3 separate regions of the Homo sapiens genome follow, and regions 1 and 3 are each linked to region 2. Evidence: chromatin contacts called from ENCODE Hi-C or POLR2A ChIA-PET data. All regions are on one chromosome and are shown on one strand. Each heading gives the region's core, a stretch centred on a gene start or an enhancer-like site at or near the end of the contact. The rest is flanking DNA. Distances are from core to core; before and after follow the strand shown.

The links. Hi-C counts contacts between places; a loop is a spot of excess contacts on that map. ChIA-PET counts read pairs that join two places held with the same protein, here RNA polymerase II (POLR2A). Pooled maps may share reads with other maps.
Region 1: a loop to region 2 is called in a pooled map, with 6 times the contacts of the local background. The contact joins the enhancer-like site here to the promoter of MRPL40 in region 2. A Hi-C loop is called at or near these places in 6 of 50 pooled maps. POLR2A ChIA-PET finds 5 or more read pairs at or near these places in 2 of 52 experiments (CD4-positive, alpha-beta T cell and CD4-positive, alpha-beta memory T cell).
Region 3: a loop to region 2 is called in a pooled map, with 18 times the contacts of the local background. The contact joins the promoter of GNB1L here to the promoter of MRPL40 in region 2. A Hi-C loop is called at or near these places in 2 of 168 maps with a recorded cell type or tissue (ascending aorta and sigmoid colon), 12 of 37 single-sample maps with no recorded cell type and 17 of 50 pooled maps. POLR2A ChIA-PET finds 5 or more read pairs at or near these places in 2 of 52 experiments (PC-9 and activated CD4-positive, alpha-beta T cell).

What each region holds. Positions count from the first base shown.
Region 1 is chr22:19,888,804-19,892,925 of GRCh38, reverse strand. The region is part of intron 11 of TXNRD2 (thioredoxin reductase 2); the gene reads left to right. Among named protein-coding and RNA genes, the nearest start is that of RTL10, 36 kb to the right of the region's middle. RefSeq lists silencers at 1-35, 202-611 and enhancers at 336-844, 845-1,352, 1,353-1,861, 1,862-2,370. Within about 2 kb of position 1,250, at least 13 of the 41 ENCODE cell types and tissues checked have a DNase peak (open chromatin) inside an H3K27ac peak, as active enhancers do; they include CD4-positive, alpha-beta T cell, where a contact is called at or near this core.
Region 2 is chr22:19,429,931-19,433,897 of GRCh38, reverse strand. MRPL40 (mitochondrial ribosomal protein L40) reads right to left here and starts at 1,353. Exons shown (of 4, transcript NM_003776.4): 1 at 1,291-1,353; 2 at 550-633. The coding sequence starts at 1,343. It overlaps HIRA (histone cell cycle regulator), which reads left to right and starts at 2,165. Exons shown (of 25, transcript NM_003325.4): 1 at 2,165-2,458. The coding sequence starts at 2,422. RefSeq lists silencers at 1,279-1,588, 1,879-2,278 and enhancers at 2,563-3,310, 3,259-3,328, 3,569-3,698.
Region 3 is chr22:19,853,467-19,857,180 of GRCh38, reverse strand. It overlaps GNB1L (G protein subunit beta 1 like), which reads left to right and starts at 2,307. Exons shown (of 8, transcript NM_053004.3): 1 at 2,307-2,361; 2 at 2,642-2,738. RTL10 (retrotransposon Gag like 10) reads left to right here and starts at 2,307. Exons shown (of 3, transcript NM_024627.6): 1 at 2,307-2,521; 2 at 2,642-2,738. It overlaps LOC124905080 (a long non-coding RNA gene), which reads right to left and starts at 2,209. Exons shown (of 2, transcript XR_007068005.1): 1 at 1,469-2,209. RefSeq lists enhancers at 1,297-1,776, 3,199-3,714.

The sequences.
Region 1 (4,122 bases), core at 1-2,500, 460 kb before region 2:
AAGTAGATTTTAAGTAAGTTTATTATGATAAACACTACGAAGGATTAGGTAACATTTTGGACTCTGGAGTGTACTGATGGTTCTCATCCTAAACTCCACTTTATTTTTCTTTCAAAATTTATCCTCCTACTGTCATTCCCAAATAAACTCCACTCTAAAGGGGAGGTGGCGAGTTTCTCCCTCCCACCGCGCCCTAGCCCTCCTCCTCTGTCTGCTGACACCTCCGTTCACCCACAGCATAAGGGAGCTGTTGCCATTGAACCGAGGGGCAGCCCTCGACCAAGCCCATAGGGATGTAGCAGACCAATGGGCCGGGGGCTGTGTCCCCGGAAAGCCGGGGCGTCAGCCTGGCAGGCAACAAGCGAGGCCCCTCCCTACTCAGCAGAGCTGCCGTGGCCTGCACGCCCATCCTCCCTTGCTAGGAGTCTGTTTTATTTTTTTGTACTTTCAAAATGAGCATCCCCCAGACAGTCTGCCTGGCATGATTGATGCTGGGGGTGGAAGCTTTTCACAGTCCTTGGCCTCTGACCCTGCTTCCCGAGGGCGGCGCGGCTTCTGCGCGCCTGCTGGGGGCCGCTCGGGCATGTGCTGACTTCGCTGCTGCTCAGAGCCAGGTTTTGTAAACATTCAGGAGCCACTTCCCAGGTCAGCAACTGCGAGCGTTTTCTGCTGGTTTGTACGATAAGCCTTTAACCAAGCTTTATTTCTACTTGCAATAAAGGATGATCCACTCTGGGAGGTTAAAATAAAGCGCCCTAGGGGCGGCACAGCTGGCAATGCCAACATCTCCGACTCTGCTTCCTGTACCGGGTGTGCACTACGTCCGCACAAGCTGGGCTCCGACAGGAAGGGGGGATGCCTCCGTGCCCGGTGCACACACACACAGAAGGGGCCCAGGTGCTGCACAGAGCTCCCGTGTGGGGCCGAGTGCTGGCCCTGCCCGTTGCCCGTGTGCCTGGCGCCTGGCCGCAGCTGGCGAGGACCATGGACATTGGCATTGCGAAGTGGGCCCTGCAGTCTGGAAGCAGAGGAGGACCAGAGCCCCTTCCTCGACGCAGCCTTGATCTCCACGTGGTGGATTAAACATATTAGCAGTTAAAGCAGTTAATTGCTGTGCAGGGGGCCCCCGCTCATTGTTTGTCTCTGAATCACCCGCCCACACCAGGTGTCTCAGATAATAGACTGGGAACTTCAGTGAGGAGGATTTCCTGTCTGCAGATGTGCCGATTACAGCGCTGAGTGAAGACAGTCAGCCAGCACTGCTGCGGGCTCGAATTCGCCCGCTGAGTTAACCAGTTGTGGCCTGAATCCCTGGCTGTCTAGGGGAGCAGGGCCAGGCTGGGGCATCCTGAGCAAACGCCTCCCAGTGCAGGGGCTTCTAAGTGCAGTTAAGTTTAGATTTGGTTTTAAAGAAGGGACAGACTGCCTCTGGACTGCAGCCCTGAAAAACTGGAAGTTGAGATCTTCATGTGCCCCTTTGGCGTCCCCAGCCCCTCTGGATGGTTCTCTGTCCCTCTCTTGAGGGTGAGATGCTGAAGGCTCTGGCGTATCCCTCCCTGCACCACAGGAGTCCTGCCCATGGCCAGAAGAGCCAGCAGACACAGGAGGGGACTCGCTAAACCTGGGGGTCCCACAGCCAGGCAGCTGTTGTGCCTGAGTGCCAGGGAGGGTGGCCACAGGTCTGCCTGGGGCCTTGTGATATGGCAGGTGAGACGAGACCCAGGGAAGGAATCCGTCTGGATCTTACCCCAGCCACTGAAGCTATTTCCTCTTTGGGCTTTATCTTAGATAACTCAGAGATGTCCACCTGTGTGTAAACCAGCATCAGAGCCTGAAACACAACATGCATGGAGCATGGGAGCTTGGCTTCCCGGCTTCCTCTTGGCACCACACAGAGGCCACCCCCACAGCCTGCCCCTGTATAGTCTCCCCCACGTGGCACGTGTGCCTGGACCACAGCCAGAGAGACTGGGGTGCCCAGGAGATGATGATGGGGGCTGGCGGTGCCCAGGAGGGGAGCTGTTGCCAGGGTGGGCTGCAGCCCTGGGCTCCTCTCTCCACCCAGGCACTGTTTGCTGGCATGTACACGGCAGGCAACTGTCTTTGCTCAGCTGTGCTCGGCTGATGGCTCCCGTACACCGCAGACTCAGCTACACAAGTCCCTGCGGATTGTCCCTCTGTTGAGTGCCAGGCAGCAGGAAAGGGCAGAAAGCAAGAACCAAGCTGGGGATGGGTGGGAGCATCCTAAGCCTGGTGAGAGGGAAGGGGCGGCTCCTCCTGGATGCCCTCTGTGCTGGTGTGGGTGCAGCTGGGGCTTAGGGGCCGCGGTGGGTGTGGATGCTGCCCGGGCGAGGGGGCTGCGGTGGGCCCATCAGGACTGCTCTCAGGGATGCGCCTTGCTGCAGCTGCGTGAAACCAAGTTTGTGGCTATGCTCTTCCCGGTGGGGATGGGCCCAGCAGTGACCCTGGCATCCACATGCCTCCATGCTCTCAGGGTGGAGTGGCCATCCCTGAGCAGGTGACACGGATCGGAGGCCCCTCTTTGATAGTCTAACACCTTTTTATTTTAGTGCAAATTTAGTTTGTAATTAATGACATCAAGAGAGACCCAAATCTGCCTCCATTGTGAGTTTGATATTTTTTGAAGTGGGGCCAAGATGAACATTCATGGAGCTCTTCCTATGAGCGGTGGCTGCGGCCTTCCCCTCCACACCACGTGGCCCCGGGCGTGCGCTGCTGCTCCTGAGACAGCACTGTTGGCTCAGCCCTAGCTCATGGTGGTGCTAACACCTCACAGAGGCCAGGCCAGAGTAGCAGGAGGCAGCGCCCTGTGCTTACCCACCAGCCTGGTGCCCCACGCTTGGCTTGAGGGCTAGTTCACACTTATGTCCAGAGCCCACAGCTATCTGACAGGCCAGCCGGCACCTGCATACATGGTTGTCCAACTGGGTCTTGTTACCATGACAAATTCAGTACTTAATGATTAGAACTGAGTGGAAACCAATTAAAAAAAAAAGAACAACATGGTGAAAAGTCTTCTAGAGATAGGTCAGCACCATTTATGCATATTACCATGCACCCTCTAATGTCTGCAGGTGCCCTGGGGCAGCCAACCTGTTACAATTGCAATTATGTTAACAATTGTTAAAGGGCCGGGTGAGGTGGCTCATGCCTGTAATCCCAACACTTTGGAATGCCAAGGTGGGAGGATCATTTGAGCCCAGGAGTTCAAGACCAGCCTGAGCAACAGAGTGAAACCTCTTTTCAAATAATTAATAATAATAATAATAATAATAATTGTTTTTTGTTTGTTTTTGAGACGGTGTCTAGCTCTGTTGCCCAGGTTGGAGTGCAGGAGCGCGATCTGGCTCACCGCAACCTCCACCTCCCGAATTCAAGCGATTCTCCTGCCTCAGCCTTCCAAGTAGCTGGGATTACAGGCACCCGCCACCGCGCCCAGCTAATTTTTGTATTTTTAGTAGAGACAGGGTTTCACTGTGTTAGCCAGGCTGGTCTCGAACTCCTGACGTCATGATCCGCCCGCCTCAGCCTCCCAAAGTGTTGGGATTACAGGCGTGAGCCACTGCACCCGGTCTAATAATAACTGTTAAAGCAATAATGACCACTCGCCACAGAGCACGCTCCTTCCTGGGGGTCCTCTGGGCCTGAGCTGGGGGCTGCGCCGTACTCCAAGGCTGACTGTGGGGTCTTACACATCATAATGCACATAGGCAGCTTGAGTAGGAAAGGCCCTTATGCTGCCTGAGGGGAAGCTCACCCCCACCCCCCAAGGAGCCGCCCTGGGTATGAGACATCCCTGGAACGGCCTAGGGGTCCCTGGTGGCTGCTGGCAGTCACAGCAAGTGGCCAATCAGGTCCCATTGAGGCCCAGGGGCTCACTCATTTATTCAACTAACATGGCGTCTCGATGGGACCTGAGGCCAGCAGGGCAGGTGCGTCCCCTTCCCCCTGGTGGGCTCATAGCTGCGGGTAGGGGCCCGGGGCTCATTGAGAAGGTGCGATTCCAGAAAAAAAAAAAAAAAGAAGATAAATATTTTAAAATAATAAGCTTCAAGAATCTAAGTCCAGTTCCAAAGGCATACGCTCCTCTGTGCCTGGTCC
Region 2 (3,967 bases), core at 104-2,603:
CCAGCTACTTGGGAGGCTGAGGCAGGAGAATTAGTTTAACCCAGGAGGCGAAGGTTGCAGTGATCCGAGGTCACACCACTGCACTCCAGCCTGGGTGACACAGTGAGACTCCATCTCAAAAAAAAAAGAAAAATCAAATCCTTTACTATCAAGATTGACTGAATCAAGTATCTACAAAGAGTCGAGAGTGCCAGATGGAAATACCTTTAATACTTGCATCTTCCCCACACTCTCCAGGGCCTCCGAATGGGCAGGGAAGAGGAAGGGTCATGGAGAAACAGAAACTTAAGCTGTGTCCTTTAAAACACACAAGAATCCCTTCAAGGAGAATACTTACTTCTTGAGAAACTGCTCAAATTTTAAAAATTACAAACAACAATCTATGGTTTGGAAAATGTTGGAAAAACAGAAAAGCATCGGCCTAAATTTAACTGAGAAACTTTGTAGGCTGTTAATTTTGCAAACCACACATCCAGCATTCTTGCTTTGTTCTCTACACATAGACTGACACCTTTACCCCCAGAGGTCAGGCCCTCGATTGAGTTTTACCTCATGGGAATGAGTTCCCAGAAAGACAACAATGACGCTCGCTGGTGAGTCTCTCTAAGCTGCGTCTGCCAAGTTCCCAGAAGCCTGAAAGATACAAGAGTATGTATAAATATCTGCTTCTCCAGGCTAGGCGCGGTTGCTCACGTCTGTAATCCCAGCACTTTGGGAGGCCGAGGCGGGTGGATCGCGAGGTCAGGAGTTCAAGACCAGCCTGGCCAACATGGTGAAACCCCGTCTCTACTAAAAATACAAAAATTAGCCGGGCGTGGTGTTGGGCGCCTGTAATCCGAGCTACTCGGGAGGCCGGGGCAGAACTGCTTGAACCCGGGAGGCAGAGGTTGCAGTGAGCCGAAATCGCGCCACTGCACTCCAGCCTGGGCGACAGAGCGAGACTCTGTCTCAAATAAATAAATAAATATCTGATTCTCTCCCACTTCACAGGAAAATAAAAAATTGCAATGCTCCCAAACCCGGGGCACTTCTAACTACTTGATATGACAGCAAGGTCAACGTGGAAGGTTTTTCAAAATCTTTCGTTCAGACCACAGAGGACTTAAGCAGGACCGCTGCTCGCCAGGGTGCTCAGATTTTCATGCATAAGAGTCACGACCAGATGGCTCATCCCTGAGATATTCGTGGACTGGGAGGCGAGCAGGGAGCACAGGCGAGTCCTGGCGGACAGTCGCGAAGACCCCGCACGCGCCCTGGGCACTCCGCTATCCGGCCAGCGTCCGCACTCACCCGCTAGTCGGGCGCAGGGCTAGCGAGATACTTCGCAGCACGGAGGCCGTCATGGCTACCCTCGCCGCTTCCGGGCGTGCGCCCCTCCACAGTCCGGCCCGCGGTGCCCCCTGCTGAGGTCCGGCAGACCAGGCGCCCAGCGCTCAGGCGTTCCGGCTGCGTGGGCTGGGACGCGCCTGTCCCCGCCCCCGACGCAGCCCCGCCTAGGGTGTCAGCTGCGCACACACGAGGGCCTTGCGTTTCACGCGGCTCGGGGTCCTCCCTTCCGTCCCCGCCCTGTGCTGGGAGCGCGCCTCTGCAGCGGGCACAGTCTAGCCAGTCAGGCCCTAGCCGGTTGGTCGGTCTGCGCCCTCGCGCGGGCCTCGGCTCCGCAGTGCAGCCGGAGCGGCCGAGGGGGCGTCCCTCTGCTCCTCCGAGTCCAAATGTTCATGTCTAGGCAAACGGCCCCGATCTTCTAATAAACGCGTCCGCCCCAGCCTCCCCCACCAGGGTTGGCTCGTCCCCCGCATTCGTTCGAGTCCGAAGCCCGGATCGCATTCCGGCGCCGGCGCGGAGCCCGGCGCTCGCAAGATGCCCAATAGCGCGTGTTGATGAATGACGGAAGCTAGTTAATAAGTCGGACTCAGACTGGCGAGGCAGAGCTGGTGACGGGCGGTCCACGCCACCTGGGCCCCGCCTGCCTCTGCGGGCGGCCCGGGTTGCAACTGCAGGCCCCGCTCGCTGTCCGCCGTCCAGGCGAACCGCCCTTTCTGGGGCGCCCGCGCCCGGGCCCGACCCGAAGCCCCTGCCAGCGGAGGAGCCGGGGCGGCCCAGTCCGCGTGGGGAGCGGTTTCCCGCCGGGGCGATTTGGCAGGTGCGCGCCGTGACTTCCGGCGTTGCCCGGGAGCCGCCTGAGGAGGAGCGGCGCAGGGGATGCGGCTGTGGTGGCGGCGGCGGCGGCCGAGCGCGGGTGGCGGCTGTGGCGGCGGAGGGGGGCGCGGGCCGGCGATGGCGCGGCGGCCCTGAGGGCGCGGGGCGGGCGGCGGCCGGAGGGCGGGTGGCGCGGGAGGAAGCGGCGGCGGTGGCTCCATGGCCCGGGCGCGCTGAGGGACCCGGCGCTCGCCTCAGCCCGGCGGCGGCGGCGGCCGAACAATGAAGCTCCTGAAGCCGACCTGGGTCAACCACAATGGTGAGTGCGCGCAGGGGTCGCGGGAGGCCGAGCCCGGAGTCGGGTCGGGGTCTGGAGTCGAGTCGGGGCGCGCGCAAGTCCTGCCTGTCTCGCCCCTGACGCCCGGTACCCGGTGCCCAAGCCAAGAAGCCGGCGGGAGCGGACTTTGTCCTCAGCGCGGAGAGGCTGGTGAGCCCCAGCACGTGCTCCGGGTTGACCGCAGCGAGGGCCATCTTCGCCCCTGGCTCTTGCTCTGAGTCTTCCGCTGCCCACCTGTGGTCCTTGGAGGGGCCGCGGCCTGGCTCCCAGGAGCGGGCCTTGGTGCCAGCCAGTGCCTTCCACTGGTCTGCATCGCCCGAGAAGTGCTCAGACGGTCCTGAAGGTGAAACCGGGATGAAATCCCCCTTGTGGCCTTTCAGTGGCAGGATGAAGATCCGAAATCTGCAAGAGGGACTGTTACTGCCCCTCTGGATCTGGGGACAGTGCCCCCAGTTGGGGAATTGTGGTCCCTAAATAGGAGGGTTTGGGGGCCCCGGGCCCCCGCGAAGGATCCACGATTAATGCTGAGCTGGGACATCAGGGTGAACTAGGGTTGGGCAGATAGGGCACAGGTGTGTTCTAGCAGAGGGGCTTCTTAGCTCTGTGGCAGTGGCTCCAAAGCACACCCTTGGGGAACGGACTCATCCACCCCATATCTTGACTCTGATACAGAGAGGCTAGTGGTAATCAGTTTCGTCATAGTTCTGCCTTGTTGGCAGAACTGCTGCAGGAGTTGGTGTTTGCTCCCCGGGTAGATGAAAAAAGCGCGCCTCCCCCTCCCCCACCCCACTCTGCTGACAGCACTGTAGCACAGAAATCAACCCAGGGAGACTCCTCCAGCCCAGGGCCTGATTCTGGCCTGTCTGACTGTTGACAGGCAAAGGGTCACCCTGATGCTGTCTTGTTCCTCATTTCTACTTTGCAGTGCGACTACAGGGTGCTACCGTTTTCTTTAGGAGCGAGAATAGATATTTTAACATGTGGCTTTTTCGTTTTGAATTTGGTCCCAGGATGCTCTCTACTACCACAACTAAACTGAACTGATCATGTGTGTGTTCTCCTCCTGCCACCTCTCTCTCCTTCCATCTTGTGTGACATCTTTCCCATTTTTCAGGGACTAGGTTCACGTGTTTCTTTTGAAACTGTTCATCCTGAGTTACCCCGGTAGATGTGCTGTATCACTGTCTGTGTGTTTTGCCTGGCATGGAAGGTGTGAGGGTACTTTCCATATGCCCCCAGGGTAGGGACTGCCTCAGTCCCTTCTGTATGCCCTACTGCATTGAACAACCTCTTCCACATGATGGGTATGTGATAAATATTGGCTAAAACAGGTAAGAAAGCTGAGGTTTTCATAATTTATCAAGATGAAGTTAGGTTTACTGTGCATGAAAGCCGAAGCCTTGAGTTTTAGTTTCATTTCTCCTGTTGATCTCCAAGAGCATTTCCTGATGTGTACTGTGCAGATCTTTCCCTGGAGAACTGGACAAATAT
Region 3 (3,714 bases), core at 1,058-3,557, 420 kb before region 2:
TTGTCATGGAGGGATCCTCATAGAGTAACTTACACAAACTAAGATGGTAGAGCCTACTACACACCTAGGCTGTATGGTAAGGCCTGTTGCTCCTGGGCTACAAACTTGCACAGTGACTCTACTGAACAATGTAGGCAATTGTGACACAGTGGTATTAGTGCACCTAATCATAGCAAAGGTACAGTAAAAGTACAGTGCAAAAAATAAAAAATAGAACTGGTTAGGGCACTTGCCATGAACAGAGGTGCAGGACTGGAAGTTGCTGTGGGTGTGAGTGGTGAGTGAATGTGAAGGCCTAAGACATTATTGTACACTACTTTAGACTTTATAAACACTGTACACTTAGGCTGCAACACACTTATATTAAACATTTTCCTTTTTTTTTGAGATGGAGTCTCACTCTATTGCCCAGGCTGGAGTGCAGTAGCACAATCTCAGCTCACTGCAACCTCCGCCTCCTGGGTTCAAGCGATTCTCCTGCCTCAGCCTCCCAAGTAGCTGGGATTACAGGCACATACCACCACGCCCGGCTAATTTTTTGTATTTTTGGTAGAGACAGGGTTTCACCATGTTGACCAGGCTGGTCTCAAACTCCTGACCTCAAATGAGCTGCCCGCCTTGGGCTCCCAAAATGCTGGGATTACAAGCATGAGCCTCCACAGCGCCTGGCCTAAAAATTTTCTTTCTTCAATAATAAAATAACTATAGCTTACTGGATGACCAGTTACATATGTGGTCCCTAGTTGACCAAAACGTTGTTATGCGGTGCATGACAGTTATACACAGGAGAGGGCCTGAAAGAAAAAAAAAATTTGGACCAAAAAAGGCCTTTTCTGGCTCAGTTGGATTCATTTCTTCCACAGGCCCACTGCCCACTCTGCTGATGGGCGCTGAGCTGTAGACTGAGCTGCCTTGAGGCTGAGGTAAGCTGAATTTGTGGGAACCCCCACCTTTCCCTTGAGGGAGGAAGTTTAAATTATCAGGTCAATTAGGAAAGATACAACCGAAAAAAATCCAAATTTCATTCCCACTTCAAGGAGGCGTTTCCTGGCTCGGTGCCACTTTTATTATTTTTGGCCCAGGCTGCTGAAAGCCCCACAGACCCAGGGAAGGTACAATGTGACCTTTGATTCGCGTTTCAGGGATCAAAGTGAGTGAGTTTGGGTGTAAATGCAGATAACATTTCAGAGAGCTTTCATGAAAGGAGTCACTGGACCAGGGCAGAAAGGGAGCTGGTGTGTTACGTGTGTGTTCCCCTTGAGAAGCGTCACTTTCCGGTGAATCCGGCTGCCTGCCCGTGGCCCCAAGGACTCCTGGCTTGCATCCAGGTCCTTGGCCCACAGGCATCAGATCCTGAGCTGGGGCGCCTGCACCCTCTCCCACCTCTTCTCTAGGCACCGTGAAGCCGAGGAGAGGTGGCGTGGGACGGCTTGTGCAAGTGAGAAGAGCACCACCACTTCATCCTCACCTATCTTGTCCCAGGATCTGGGTGCTGACTCGGCAGGCTTGGGCTGGGCACGGCCCTGTGGGGAGGGCTTGGTAGCCTGCCCTCGCTGTCGTCTCCGGGTCCAGCCTCGGCCTGAGTCGGGAAGCACACAATTATATCCACAACAAGGAGGCCCAGAGGCCCTGCCTGCAGCCCCCAGGTATGCAGGTAGAGGGTCCTCTCGGACTGCCTGCCCCCTGCCTCTGGCGCCCAGCCTGCAGCTACGTCGAACCGGGCCCTAACAAGGTTCCCCGCACTGGCAATGAGTGATGAGAGGCACTCCGCGGGCACGCCGTTCCAGGGCGCTCACGAGGCCCAGCAGCCCCGCTATGCCCACATCCACCCCGACACCTGCAGCCCCCCAGGCTTAGCCCGGCCCCGCAGCAGCCCTCTCGACGCCCAGCAGCACCCCAGTGTCTGGCTGACGCCAGGGCAGTAACGGCGGGCTGAAGCAGCATCGGCCCCTCGGTCTACGCCACAGCCGGGTGCAGATTTCCCGGATCTGAGGGACCGCCGGGCACCGTCCGCTGGGGATCATGAGGGGCAGCTTTGGCCCGACCGTCTCGCGCCTGTACACGCGGCCCCACCTGATCCCGTGGCACTTGGCGCGGCGTGGGAATGGGCGCGCTCTCCCATCACCCACCGCGCGGCACTGCCGCGCCAGCAGGGACCGGGAGAGCCTGCGAGGTAGCGGCCACACGGCATACAGCGCAGGCGCGGCCTGGATGGGAGGAGCGCGTGGAGCGTGCCGGGAGCATGCGCCGGGTCGTACACGGCGGCCGCGCGCACGCTGGGGGCGTGGCTGCGCGATGTAATCGGTCTCTGGACGCTGCGCGGCGCTCCTAGGAGCAGGCGTTCCCGACTCCGGCAAGAGGGTCAGTGTGGAGGCGGGAGCCCGGGCGGCCGGCTTGAACTCCGTGCACGCGGGCCTGGAGCTGCGCCCCTGCGTCTTTTCCCGACTTCTGATCCGCAGAGGGGCACTCGGAGCCCCAGCCTGGGTCGCAGTGCCTTCGGTCTGCGGGCCTCAGTTTCTCGGTCCGCGCCGGGGGTTTGTGGGGGCACCTGGAGACATTTGGGCCGTTCTCGCAGTCTCGGGAAGCCGCGCCCGCTCCTTGCCTGGCCTCACGGCGGCCGATCTCGTTCTCCACTTTCTAGGTGGCGCCTGGACTCTCGCCCTCAGAGGGAGGCCCGTCCCACGGTCTGTGGCTACGGATCCCAGGACCCTCTTCGCGGGCGATTCGCGTAGCCTCAGGTGGGTGGGCTTCTTGTTGCCGTGGGCCTTGTGAGCTCGTATTTCCTGCATGGCGGTTGCTGGGGGGCGGGCGGTGCAGTCGTCTGCACTCAGCTTGCTTTAAGGCTTTGGGCAGGTTTTGTTCTTGGGGCTCCTGGGTCTCCCCAGAGCAGAGAACGGCTCCAGCGTTCCAGGTGCTGCCTTTGGCCTTGTGGGGGCAAACACACATGCGCCGTGGTACCTGCCCCTTTAGGATAGTGCTGTCCAGTCTAGAAGGGCCGAAAGTCTTCTATGCCAGGCAGTGTGGGGAGAAAAGTAGGGGGACCAACAGACTGATAGGCGTGGGAGGGCTAAGGTTCTCAAAATGGTGAGAGTGCGGCCCAGGGTTAGGAAGGCTCAGGCCCAAAGCAGGCCTGGCTGGCTGGTGCAGGGAAGCCTTCTCCCAGACTGCAGGGGACACAGGTGCGCAGGTGAGTGGGCAGGGTAGGGGACTGGGAAGAAGGGAAGGCAGAGATCTGGGTAGCACACTGTGGCTCCCGGGCATGGGGTGTGGTCATTGTGGGCAACCTGGATACCTAACCTTGGCTGGTGGTGGGAGCTGGGCCCTGGATCGGGGTCACTGCTTTTTTAGAGCTCAGTGAGGGACTGGACTGGACTCGACTCACGTCCAGGCCTTAGTATAATCCTGCAGTAAGGTGGGAAGCCAGGGTCATGGGCTGGGCTTTCAGGTGAAGACCCCCCCCCCAGAGGGGGGTCAGACCTGAGGGATTCCAGAGTGTTTGGGTGGTGGAGGTAGGGCCAGTGGCCCTGGCAGGTTCTAGTGCTGCAGGCCACCCTGGGAGGTACCTGGAGGAACTCACCCTGAGGGGGGATGGCCAGCAGATAGGAGATGTGGGATGAAGGTGTGTGCAGGCCTTGTGCTCCCAGTGAGCCGGTGGCGTTTGTGTGTGGGGTGAAGCAGAGAGTTTCCTGGAGGTCGTGAGTGGGCCTCCGTTTG